Regions from separate parts of the Homo sapiens genome. Here region 2 is linked to region 1. The links are chromatin contacts, found by Hi-C or POLR2A ChIA-PET in ENCODE. All regions are on one chromosome and are shown on one strand. The core of a region is the stretch at or near the end of the contact, and the rest is flanking DNA. Distances in the headings are between cores, read along the strand shown. Region 1 overlaps LOC105375336 (a long non-coding RNA gene). Region 2 overlaps TPST1 (tyrosylprotein sulfotransferase 1).

What was found. A loop is a pair of places that touch in the nucleus more often than their neighbours do. ChIA-PET counts read pairs that join two places held with the same protein, here RNA polymerase II (POLR2A). Pooled maps may share reads with other maps.
Region 2: a pooled map shows a loop between it and region 1 (2.5-fold over the local background). The contact joins two enhancer-like sites. A Hi-C loop is called at or near these places in 1 of 50 pooled maps. POLR2A ChIA-PET finds 5 or more read pairs at or near these places in 4 of 52 experiments (AG04450, GM12878, HEK293 and 1 more).

The regions. Positions count from the first base shown.
Region 1 is chr7:66,031,318-66,037,298 of GRCh38, forward strand. LOC105375336 (a long non-coding RNA gene) reads right to left here. Exons shown (of 5, transcript XR_002956511.2): 3 at 183-219. Among named protein-coding and RNA genes, the nearest start is that of ASL, 42 kb to the right of the region's middle. Within about 2 kb of position 2,359, at least 3 of the 41 ENCODE cell types and tissues checked have a DNase peak (open chromatin) inside an H3K27ac peak, as active enhancers do.
Region 2 is chr7:66,252,914-66,258,201 of GRCh38, forward strand. All of the region lies in intron 2 of TPST1 (tyrosylprotein sulfotransferase 1), which reads left to right. Among named protein-coding and RNA genes, the nearest start is that of TPST1, 50 kb to the left of the region's middle. Within about 2 kb of position 2,343, at least 3 of the 41 ENCODE cell types and tissues checked have a DNase peak (open chromatin) inside an H3K27ac peak, as active enhancers do.

The DNA.
Region 1 (5,981 bases), core at 1,109-3,608:
AGCCTGGTTTCGAACTCCTGACCTCAAGTGATCCATCTGCCTCAGCCTCCCAAAGTGCTGGGATTATAGGCGTGAGCCATTGCACCTAGTCTGAATTCAGTCATTTCTAACCAAAATCAATTCAACAATCTTACAAGCAAAGGGCAAATTATCAGAGAGGAAAATGTAACAGTTCAATTTACCACGTAGTTACTGAGAAGCGCAGAATCGACATCCTTCCTGAAAAAGAAAAGTAAGTTATCAGTCTGGGCTCACACCCCTTTCTGGGTATCAAATATCTGTAAAAGAATTCCCATCTGCCGGGCGCTGTGGCTCACACCTGTAATCCCAGCACTTTGGGAGGCCAAGACGGGCGAATCACATGGTCAGGAGATTGAGACCATCCTGGCTAACACAGTGAAACCCCGTCTCTACTAAAATGCAAAAAATTAGCCAGGTGTGGTGGCGGGCGCCTGTAGTCCCAGCTACTCAGGAGGCTGAGGCAGGAGGATGGCATAAACCCAGGAGGCGGAGTTTGCAGTGAGCAAAGATCACGCCACTGCACTCCAGCCTGGGCGACAGAGCGAGACTCCGTCTTAATAATAATAATAATAATAATAATAATTCCTGTCAAGTTGGGGGCCAGGCACGGTGGCTCACACCTGTAATCCCAGCACTTTGGGAGGCCGAAGCAGGCGGATCATGAGGTCAGGAAATCAAGACCATCCTGGCTATCATGGTGAAACCCCGTTTCTACAATCAATCAATCAATCAATCAATAAAATACAAAAAAAAATCAGCCGGGCGTGGTGGCAGGTGCCTGTAGTCCCAGCTACTCGGGAGGCTGAGGCAGGAGAATGGCATGAACCGGGGAGGCAGAGCTTGCAGTGAGCCGAGATCGCGACACTGCACTCCAGCCTGGGCAACACAGAGAGACTCTGTCTCAAAAAAAAAAAAAAAAAAAAAGAATTCCTGTCAAGATGTAGTAGTCCGCTTTTAGAATTTGGGGACTACCACCTAAAACTGAAACTGAGAAATGTCTTAAGTCCAACATGGTTTAGCTAGCTGTGGGCAATTTCAGAGCAGACTTGGGAACAAAGTGCTGTCCCATCCAACAGCCATGTCCTCTCCCCATTATTATCTGCCTCCCATCAGCTATTGACATCTTGGGCAGCCACGTCCTCCTGCTGAATCAACAGAAATGGCCCACTTAACACCAATGTCACCACTGGGAATTCCAGCCATGGGCAAGTATCCTGCCAAATATCCACCATGCTCCCAGGGTGTTCACCACCTACGTCAACTCAACAGGTACAGTCAGGGTGGCAAGCAGTGGCCAAAAGCCTGGTTCCCTGTGTAACAGTTAATCCAGGCAATATGCCATCTTTCCTGAGTGAAGAAACAACAATGTGATGTATATTAAATCACAATCGATCCACTCTACAATAGCATATCAGAAAGCATTGTTTTCAGCAGTCTGCAGGCAGTGGAGTATGACAAAGAATATAGTTTTGAAATCAGATTTGGGTTCACATTCTAGCTCTGCCATTTATATGCTGTGAGAGTTTTAGTTAATTACTCCCTAAGTTTTCCTTCTAAACTAAAAATGGGATGAAACTAGTATCTAAAAGTGTGGCCTGGATTTCAATCCAGCTCTTGCATTCTTTGGCTATGTGAATCTGGGCAAGTTACTTAATCTCATTATGCTTAAATTTCCTATCTATCAAATGGCAATTATAGTATCAACCTTGTAAGACTGTTCACAGGGTTCACTGGAAACATGTAAAATACCCGGAACATATTAAGTGCTCAATAAGCACCAACGTTATCATTACTACTACCTGTGCAACTACCACTACCACCAGCTCCTCCTACCTCATCAAACTGTTATGATGAAGTGAGACAACAAATTTTAAAAGTTTAGCACAGTTCTTGGTACTTGTATTAACATCTCCATAATGGAAGGTTATTATTTTTAAAAGATATTATCTCAGTTAATTGTCATTAAAAACCCTATGATGTAGAAGCTATTCGTATGATTCCTACTCTATAGACAGGAAGCCAAGGTTCAGAAATTAAATAACTTGCTCAAGGTCACACAGTAAGAAGTCTAAATAAAGTGGAAGGCAACTATGGAGTTGTGGGAAATGAGACTGGACTGGATGAATGGAAACTGGTAATGCAGAATCCTGAAAAATCAGGTAGAGGGGTCTGTGCTTGACATATTGTGCAACAGAGACCCCTGTATGTCTTAAACCAGGAGTGCAGTGAGATGATGCAAATGATGACCCAAGATTTCAAAAGCATGGGCCAAACAGATAGTTGATTTCCCAGTCAATAAATAAAGCAAAACCAACAGTGGTTCACACAGGGCTCAACCTAGGCCTTAGGTCATCAGCACAGTGATGTCAGCACTGTAATCAAATCAGCTCTGTGAAGCTTACCAAATGCTACCAGTGATTCAAGCTACGATTTCACAAAAGTGCTGCTTTGCCCAAATGACCACAAACACACTGAAGTCACAAAGAGTATCATATTTGAAAGGAATCTAACACAGGAAAGACAATGCATAATTAGTGCATGTGACAGAGCTCATTTAAAATTGAAAATGACAAATCAAACCACATGTCATCTTTGCCTGCTTAATCAGGAAATCAGCCCACTGGCTTCCTCCTATCTTTGCTTGAAATTGAGTTATAACTCCCTGTGCTCTCCAAAATATGAGGCGTTAAGACATCCCTTCCTGGAATAGTTAACTGGAGAAAAAATATGAATATTGTTTCTCTTCAGGACCAACGGATCCATCCCAGGTGCACCGTTACAATTTCATTTCCAAATCATTGCCCCTTCTCTGTCATTCAGAATATTGCACGCTCTGCGAAAATTTGTCCTTGGCCATTCCAAGTTACTATGCCACTGAAAAAGTCAATACTGTAATGTAAGAATCCAAAGAACATTCTTTGCCTCTTCTAGAACAAATATAAAGGAGGAAAACTCTCTTTCACATAAGTTTTAATGAATCTGTGTTTTGGGATCAAGAGAACAATCGATGTTTACACAGGTACTGCATTTTGCAGACTCTGGCTGACAGAAACTGATTTATTCATTGATTTTCTTTTATCAGCAAGATAATTGTTTTTAACCCAGCTAAATACTCTGACAAAATGCCAATGTATGCTAGGCCCTTCTTTATTTAACAAAAGGTCAAGAGGTACCTTATCTACCTTTTTATGAAGTCCTAAACGGGCTGTATGTGTTGTGGAATTTTTTTTTAAGGCAGTTTTTACCCTTGAGAAGTTACTGTAACCACACTAAATGACAGGTTGTTGGCAACAGGATATGGTGAAACCAGACAGACATCAACTTAATCAAGTTATCCAATTTCACAGCACCAATAATGATGTGATGCATGAGAAAGACATCCCTCAGAGCAATCCAGCCCCAAGATGTTTAATTCAAATCTATCCATGAGGATATAATCAGAGAATTCCAAATTGAGGAACAGTCTTCAAAACAACTGGGTTAGATTTAGACTCTTCAAATATCAATGTCATTTGTCACAGTGCCAATGTCACAAAAAGAAGCTAAGTAAACTTCCAGAGGAAAGGAAATTAAAGAAACATGACAACTAAATGCAATGTGTAGTTCTTCACTGGATCCTGAATTGGGAGGAAAAAGAACACTATTAGGACAACTGAAGGAATGTGAGTTTACATTGCATCTTTTTTTTTTTTTTTTTTTTTGAGACAAAGTCTGGCTCTGTTGCCCAGGCTGGAGTGCAATGGCACGATCTCGGCTCACTGCAACCTCCGCCTCCCAGGTTGAACCAATTCTCCCACCTCAGCCTCCCAAGTAGCTGGGACTACAGGAATGCACCACCACACCTGGCTAATTTTTGTATTTTCAGTAGAGATGGGGTTTCATCACGTTGGCCAGACTGCTCTCCAACTCCTGACCTCAAGTGATCCGCCCGTCTCAGCTCCCAAAGTGCTGGGATTACAGGCATGAGCCACCGCACCTGGCCTACATTGTATCTTAATAATAGTAGATATATCAGCGCTAAGTTTCCTGAGTGTGATAAGGCGACTGTAGCTACATAGAATGCCCTTTTCCAAGAAGGGGTGAAATGATCTGCTGTCTACAACTCTCTAATGGTTCAGTAAAGTAAGTGTGTGCACCTGTGTATGGAGAGAAAGCTCATGCCTGTGCAAAAGAAATAAGGGAATTCCAGGCACGGTGGCTCACACCTGTCATCCCAGCTATTCCGAAGGCTGAGAAAGGAGGATCGCTTCAGCCCGGAGTTTAGATCCAGCCTGGGCTCAAGTGTCTCTAATTAAAAAAAAAAAAAAAGAAAGAAAGAAAGCCAACCTGGCCAACATAGTGAAACTCTGTATCTACTAAAAATACACAAAATTAGCTGGGTGTGGTGGCAGGCGCCCGTAATCTCAGCTACGCAGGAGGCTGAGGCAGGAGAATCACTTGAACCTGGGAGGTGGAGGTTGCAGTGAGCCAAGATGGCAACACTGCACTCCAGCCCAGGCGACAGTGTGAGACTCCCTCTCAAAAAAAAAAAAAAAAAAAAAAAGAAGGGAAGGGGGAAGGGGGAAGGGTAGCAAATACCCAAATCAAAATGTTAACAAGTGGTGACTTCAGGTAATGAGTATAATACAGGTATTTGTGGTACTGTTTTTGCAGCTGTTTCACAGGTTTAAAATTTTTCATGCTAAGAAGTTAAGGAATATGAAAATGTAAAACTAAAATAAAGAATGCCATAAAGTTAAAAATAAAATTACTGTAACTTATAATTGAGGATGTAAAATACATTTGCCCCAAAAGTTTTTTTTGTTTTGTTTTGTTTTCTTTTTTTTCTTTTTTTTTGAGATGGAGTTTTGCTCTTGTTGCCCAGGCTGGAATGCAATGGCCCAATCTCATCTCACTGCAACCTCCACCTCCCGGGTCCAAGCGATTTTCCTGCCTCAGCCTCCCAAGTAGCTGAGATTAACAGGCATGTCCCAGCTAATTTTGTATTTTTCGTAGAGATGGGGTTTCTCCATGTTGGTCAGGCTAGTCTCGAACTCCTGACCTCAGGTGATTCCCCCCCCACCGTGGCCTCCCAAAGTGCTGGGATTACAAGCATGACCTACTGCTCCAGGTCTTCAAAAGTGTTTTAGAGCTAGTAGAACTTAATGGACACATCTAGCAATTATAAATGTACAAGCTGTAGATCTCTACAAAGCTGGAACTGTCTGCTCTACAGCTCACACTTTAGTATTATGTAATACGTTCACATGCAATCAGATTTCCAGAAACTGCTTACCTATACAAAAACTTCATATTCTCCTGTAGGACTTAGAATAGTACTTATTTTATTTACATGTGTTTAAAGCAAATACTCCAAACGCATTTTAAAGACTGTCTAAATTTATACTACAGGCAGGCAGTTACTTAATTTCCTTAAGTAATGAATTAGATGACTGAAGTTGACTTTCTAGTTGACATTTAATTTGTAAAATTTGCTTAACTTGGTGAGTCAATTAAATGGATATAAACAATTCAGTTTATTCGGAAACTGAATTCCGAATAAACAGAACAAAATGATCTCTTGGTGAACTTTCCTCAGAAGCACACACATACACAAACGGCACATGCAAACAGTGCCTATTAATTGCCACACAGTCAACTCTTACGCAGGCAACGACGAAAAGAATTGCTCAAATTCTCCTATGCCCAGCCTATGCTATCAAGTCATGCTCTGAAAAACTAAAGTCTGGTACAAGCAAACTGGGCAGCTTCTGAAGTCAATGAACAACTTAACCTGTAGCATTCTCTTGGGAGCTAGCAAACGAGTATCCTCTTTGCAGTCCTGTTACTGGGATGTTATAGTACCTATTACCCACCTTTTCTAAATATCAGTATTTCCAGCTGTGAAAAGAAAGAAATCCTGACACTACCTCAAAAAGATGGTACAGAAGATAGTGTCCATTTTCCTAATTATATATATT
Region 2 (5,288 bases), core at 1,093-3,592, 220 kb after region 1:
TCATTTTCATATTTTTTCTATAAAGATGACCAGTTTCCCGGAACCATCTATGGAAATACAGTCAGTACTTTGGATCCATGGGTTCCACATCCATAGATTCAACTAACCTCAGGTCAAAAACATTCAGGGGGGAAAAATTCCACAGAGTTCCCAAAATTACAACTTGAGCTTGCCATGTGCTGAATACTACATTGAATCTACGTGAATGAAGTGATGTGTGGGCATCGTTAGGTTAGGTATTATAAGTAATCTAGAGATGATTTAAAGTATAAGGGAAGATGTATGTAGGTTATATGTAAATACTGTGCCATTTTATATGAGAGATTTGGGCATCTGTGGATTTTGGCATTTGTGGGGAGTCCAGAAACCTAGGGGATTGTCCTAATGACATGCAGTACCAGCTAGGTTAAACATCAGGTTTCCATGTATGCATTATTCTTTTAGTGAGATCGCTTTCTTTTTTTTTTTTTTTTTTGAGACAGAGTCTCACTCTGTTGCCCACGCTGGAGTGCAGTGGCACGATCTCAGCTCACTGCAACCTCCGCCTCCTGGGTTCAAGCGATTCTCATGCCTCAATTCTCCCGAGTAGCTGGGACTACAGGCGTGTGCCACCATGCCTGGCTAATTTTTTGTATTTTTAGTAGAGACGGGATTTCACCGTGTTAACCAGGATGGTCTCTCTCTCCTGACCTTGTGATCCGCCCACCCTGGCCTCCCAAAGTGCTGGGATTACAGGCATGAGCCACTGCACCCAGTCAAGAAATCCTTCTTCACTTAGTCTATCCTAATGCCATATACCACTCTATTTTAATTACTGCAGTTTTAGAAAATGTCTTCGAGTTAGCCAGGCGCGGTGGCTTATGCCTATAATCCCAGCACTTTGGGAGGCTGAGGTGGGCGGATCACTTGAGGTAAGGAGTTATACCCCAGCCTGGCCAACACGGTGAAACGCCATCATTACCAAAAAATAAAAATTAGCTGGGCATGGTAGCGGGCACCTTTAGTCCCAGGGAATGGAGGCAGAAGTTGCAGTGATCCAAGATTGTACCACTGCACTCCAGCCTGGTTGACAGAGTGAGACTCTGTTTCAAAAAAAAAAAAAAAAAAGAAAGAAAGAAAATGGCTTAGAATCTAATAGGGTAATCTCCCTGCTTAGTTCTTCTCTAGGAATGTCTAGGCTGTTTTTAAACCCTTTGGTCCTCCGTATATATTTTAAAATCAACTTGCCTGATTTCATGAAAAATCAGACTAAATTTACATTGAACCTGTAGGTAATTTGGGGGAGGATTGCCATTCTTAAAATATTAAGCCATTCTATCCATAATACAGTGGGCCTCTCCTTTTATTTAGGTCGTCTACAATATCCTTTGATGGTATTGTATTTTATAATGTTCTTCATAAAAGTATTGTACTTTATTTGATAAGTTTATTATTCAGTACCTTCTTTTCATTGGTAATGTAAATATGTGTATTGTTTTTATTTATTTAAGTTATTCATTTATTCTTTTGGGATGGAGTCTCACTGTGTTGCCCAGGGTAGAGTGCAGTGGTGCGATCTCAGCTCACTGCAACCTCCGCCTCCCGGATTCAGGAGATTCTCCTGCCTCAGCCTCCCGAGTCGCTGGGATTGCAAGTGTGAGCCACCAAGCCTGGCTAATTTTTGTATTTTTAGTAGAGACAGGGTTTTGCCATGTTTTCCAGGCTGGTCTCAAACTACTGAACTCAGGTGATGCACTCGCCTCAGCCTCCCAAAGCGTTGGGATTATAGGCACAAGCCACCATGCCCAGCCAGATATGTGTATTGTTTTTAAATGTTCTTTTAGTTGCTGGTGTATATAATTGTAAATGACTTTTGTATATCTATATCCCGCAGCTTTCCTAATGTTTTGTGGTTTTGCCTAGGCTAGGACTTCTAATAGTAGTAAGCAACCTTATTTTAAAACAGTTGTTGTTGCCAGGCGTGGTGGCTCACGCCTGTAATCCCAGCACTTTGGGAGGCCAAGGCGGGTGGATCACTAGGTCAGGAGATCGAGACCATCCTGGCTAACATGGTGAAACCCCGTCTCTACTAAAAATACAAAAAATTAGCCGGGCGTGGTGGCGGGCGCCTGTAGTCCCAGCTACTCGGGAGGCTGAGGCAGGAGAATGGAGTGAACCCAGGAGGCGGAGCTTGCAGTGAGCGGAGATCATGCCATGCACTCCAGCCTGGGTGACAGAGCGAGACAACGTCTCAAAAAAAAAAAAAAAAAAAAAGTTGTTTTTAAGTGGGGACAGTTTGTTCCCTAGGGGACATTTGGCAATGTCTGGAGACTTTTTGGTCATCACAGTTGGGGAAGTGGAGGTGATACTGCTGGCCTCAAATAGAAAGAGGCCAGGGTGTTGCTAAACATCCTGCAATTATAGGACAGCTACTACAACAAAGAATTTATTCAGCCCCAAATGTCAGCTGTGCCAAGGTTGAGAAACTGTATTTTAAAGGGAATGCCTTAAACAATATTTTATTATTATGCAGAATTCCAAACACAAAAATAAATTGGTAAACAGAATTCCCAATACCAACAGTTAACTATTGTAGGCCAGTATTTAACTCCTTTCCTTCCCCCAACTTCTGCTGAATTATTTTAAAACAAATACAAGATATCACATCATTCCATCTGTAAATACTTCTCTGTGTGTCACTAAAGTAGAGGTTCCCAAATTATGGTTTCAGAATACCCAAAAAATCCTTCAGACCCTCCCAGAAGATCTCCAAGGCTAAAACTATTTTCACAATGGTACTAAGATGTTATTTGAATTTTCATTCTGTTGACATTTGTGCTGATAGTGCAAAAGAGTTGAAAATTGTGGATGCCTTAGCACAAATCAAGGCTCTGGCACCAAACTGTACTTAGTGGTCATTGTACTTTTAGTACTGTCAAATTCTCTTCTGCTTAAAAAAAAAACCAACTAGATTTAAGTAAGAATGTGATTCATGAAGCAGTACAGTTTTTTTTAGTCTTCTACCTAATGGTTTTAGTGATCATTGATGAATCATTGCCCAGACCTACTATTTTATTAAGTCTGGCCAAATGGTGGTAGTCTAATTTAAAATTTCCTTCTGTATTCATTAATGATATTTTTCTATAAAGAAGACTGTGCTTATACCAACTGTTTAGTTACTCCTAAATATCCTTTGTGTAGGAAATGGAGGAAAATGATTTATTTATTTTTTCCCAGAACAGAGTTCACTCTAAAGGGAATATGTTTAATGAATTTTGTTGTATTTATTTTAATGTACATTATTGGTATATGCTGTTAGTTTTCTTTCTCTTTGTTGATATCTTTTATCAAGTTAAAGAATTTCTCTTCTATTTCTAGTTCACTAAGAGTTTTCAAAGTTAATGGATATTGTATTCATTTTCCATTGCTGTGTAGTAAGTTACCCCAGAATTTAGTGGCTGAAAACAACAAACATAAAAGTTTCTGTGTGTCAGGAATATGGACACAGCATAGCTGGATCTTCTGCTTCAGAGTCCCTCACAAGGCTGCATCAGGGCTCGACTGGGGAAGGAATGATTTCCTAGTTCATGTGGTATTTGGCAAGATTCAGTTCCTTCTCTGTCTTAGGTGGAGGGCCTTAGTTTCTTGCTGTGTGTTTCTGTATATGGCTACTTAACATGGCAGCAGGCAAACAAGAAGAGCCAGAGAAAGTAAAGAAGATGGAAGTTACATCTTTTCCAGCCTTATCTCAGAAGTGACATCCTATCACTTTTGCCATATTCATGAGAATCAAATTCCTAGGCCCAGCTAAAATCAAGTAGACGGGATTACACGAAGGTAGGAATATCAGGAGTTGGGAACCATCAGGTGCTATTTTAGAAGCAGCCTTCCAGCCTGCCCTGTGGCCCCCAATGACTCATGTCTCTTGCATATGGCCCTCTTAATTTGCCCCTTCCTCCAGGTCTCCAAAAGTCTCATTCTGTTACAGCATCAGCTCAAAGTCCAGAATCTTGTCATCTAAATCAGGTCCAGTTGTGAGTGAGGCTTATGGGTGAAGTTTCTTTTTTTTCTTGAGACAGCATCTCACTCTGTTGCCTAGGCTGGAGTGCAGTGGCGCAGTCATGGCTCACTGCAGTCTCAACCTCCTGGGTTCAAGTGATCCTCCTGCCCCAGCCTCCTGAGTAGCTGGGATTACAGTTGTGTGCCACCACACCTGGCTAATTTTTTTATTTTTAGTGGAGATAGGGTTTCGCTATGTTGCCCAGGCTGGTTTCAAACTCCTGGGCTCAGCCCCCCAAAGTGCTAGGATTACAGGTGTGAGCCACTGCACCTGGCCAAAGTTTTTAAAATACAGTTCCTTGTGTACAGTTCCATTCAGTCTGTAGAAATGTGACATTAAAGATACAAGTTATCCTCCCTTCCCTATATCCAGTATACAAGGGTGGAACAGGCATGGGATAATAGACATTCCTGTTTAAAGGAGGGAAAATAGGAGGCACAGAAGTGTTACTAGTCCATATCAATTCTGAAATCCAGCCAGGATGTTAGAAGTTCCTTGATTCCACCTCTGAGTTATTCTTCCTTTTTCATGAAAGGTAGCATGTGTTAGCAGCTGTGTAGTTTTTTATTAGTCTGCTTCCTGCCAGTAGAATTTTGGGAGTCTAGTGACCTCTTTTCGTGTTATACTATTTCTGGGTTTTTTTGGTCCAGCCTGGCAGTGTTGCTGCTGATATAATTTTCTCAAAAACTTTGTCAGTCCTTTGTGAAACTCACTGGTGTTCATTCCATTGGGTAATAGTCACACCCACGAATCTAAGGTACACCCTTCTTTACTTTGTGATCTTTCTCAGATGGCTGAGGGACAATGTTCTTAAGTTTCCTAGAGCCCCTGTTGTTGAGTCGCGAGGACCTATTAGGCACACCCTTAATTTCTTTAAAGAGCCCTTTGTATGACAGAATTACTGGGAACCATTTTCCAAGTAGCCCACCACAAAGGTTGTATTTTGTCAAATTGAAGGAGTCATCTGACTTTCCTTAATCATAAGCTACAAATATAATAAGCTACATTAATAGATTTTCTAATATTTATTTAACTTTGAATTTCTGGAAAAAACCCAACTTGGTAATGATTTATCATCTGAGCTTTGTTTTTGGCTTTGGTATGCTAATTTTTGGCTTAGGATTTTTATATCTATTTCATGAGTGACACTGACCTGTAATTTTCCCTTTTCTTACTCTCTATGTCTGTTTTTTTTTAATATAGTTATGCTTCCCTTACAAATTACTTTTGATTGTCTTTTCCCTCAATT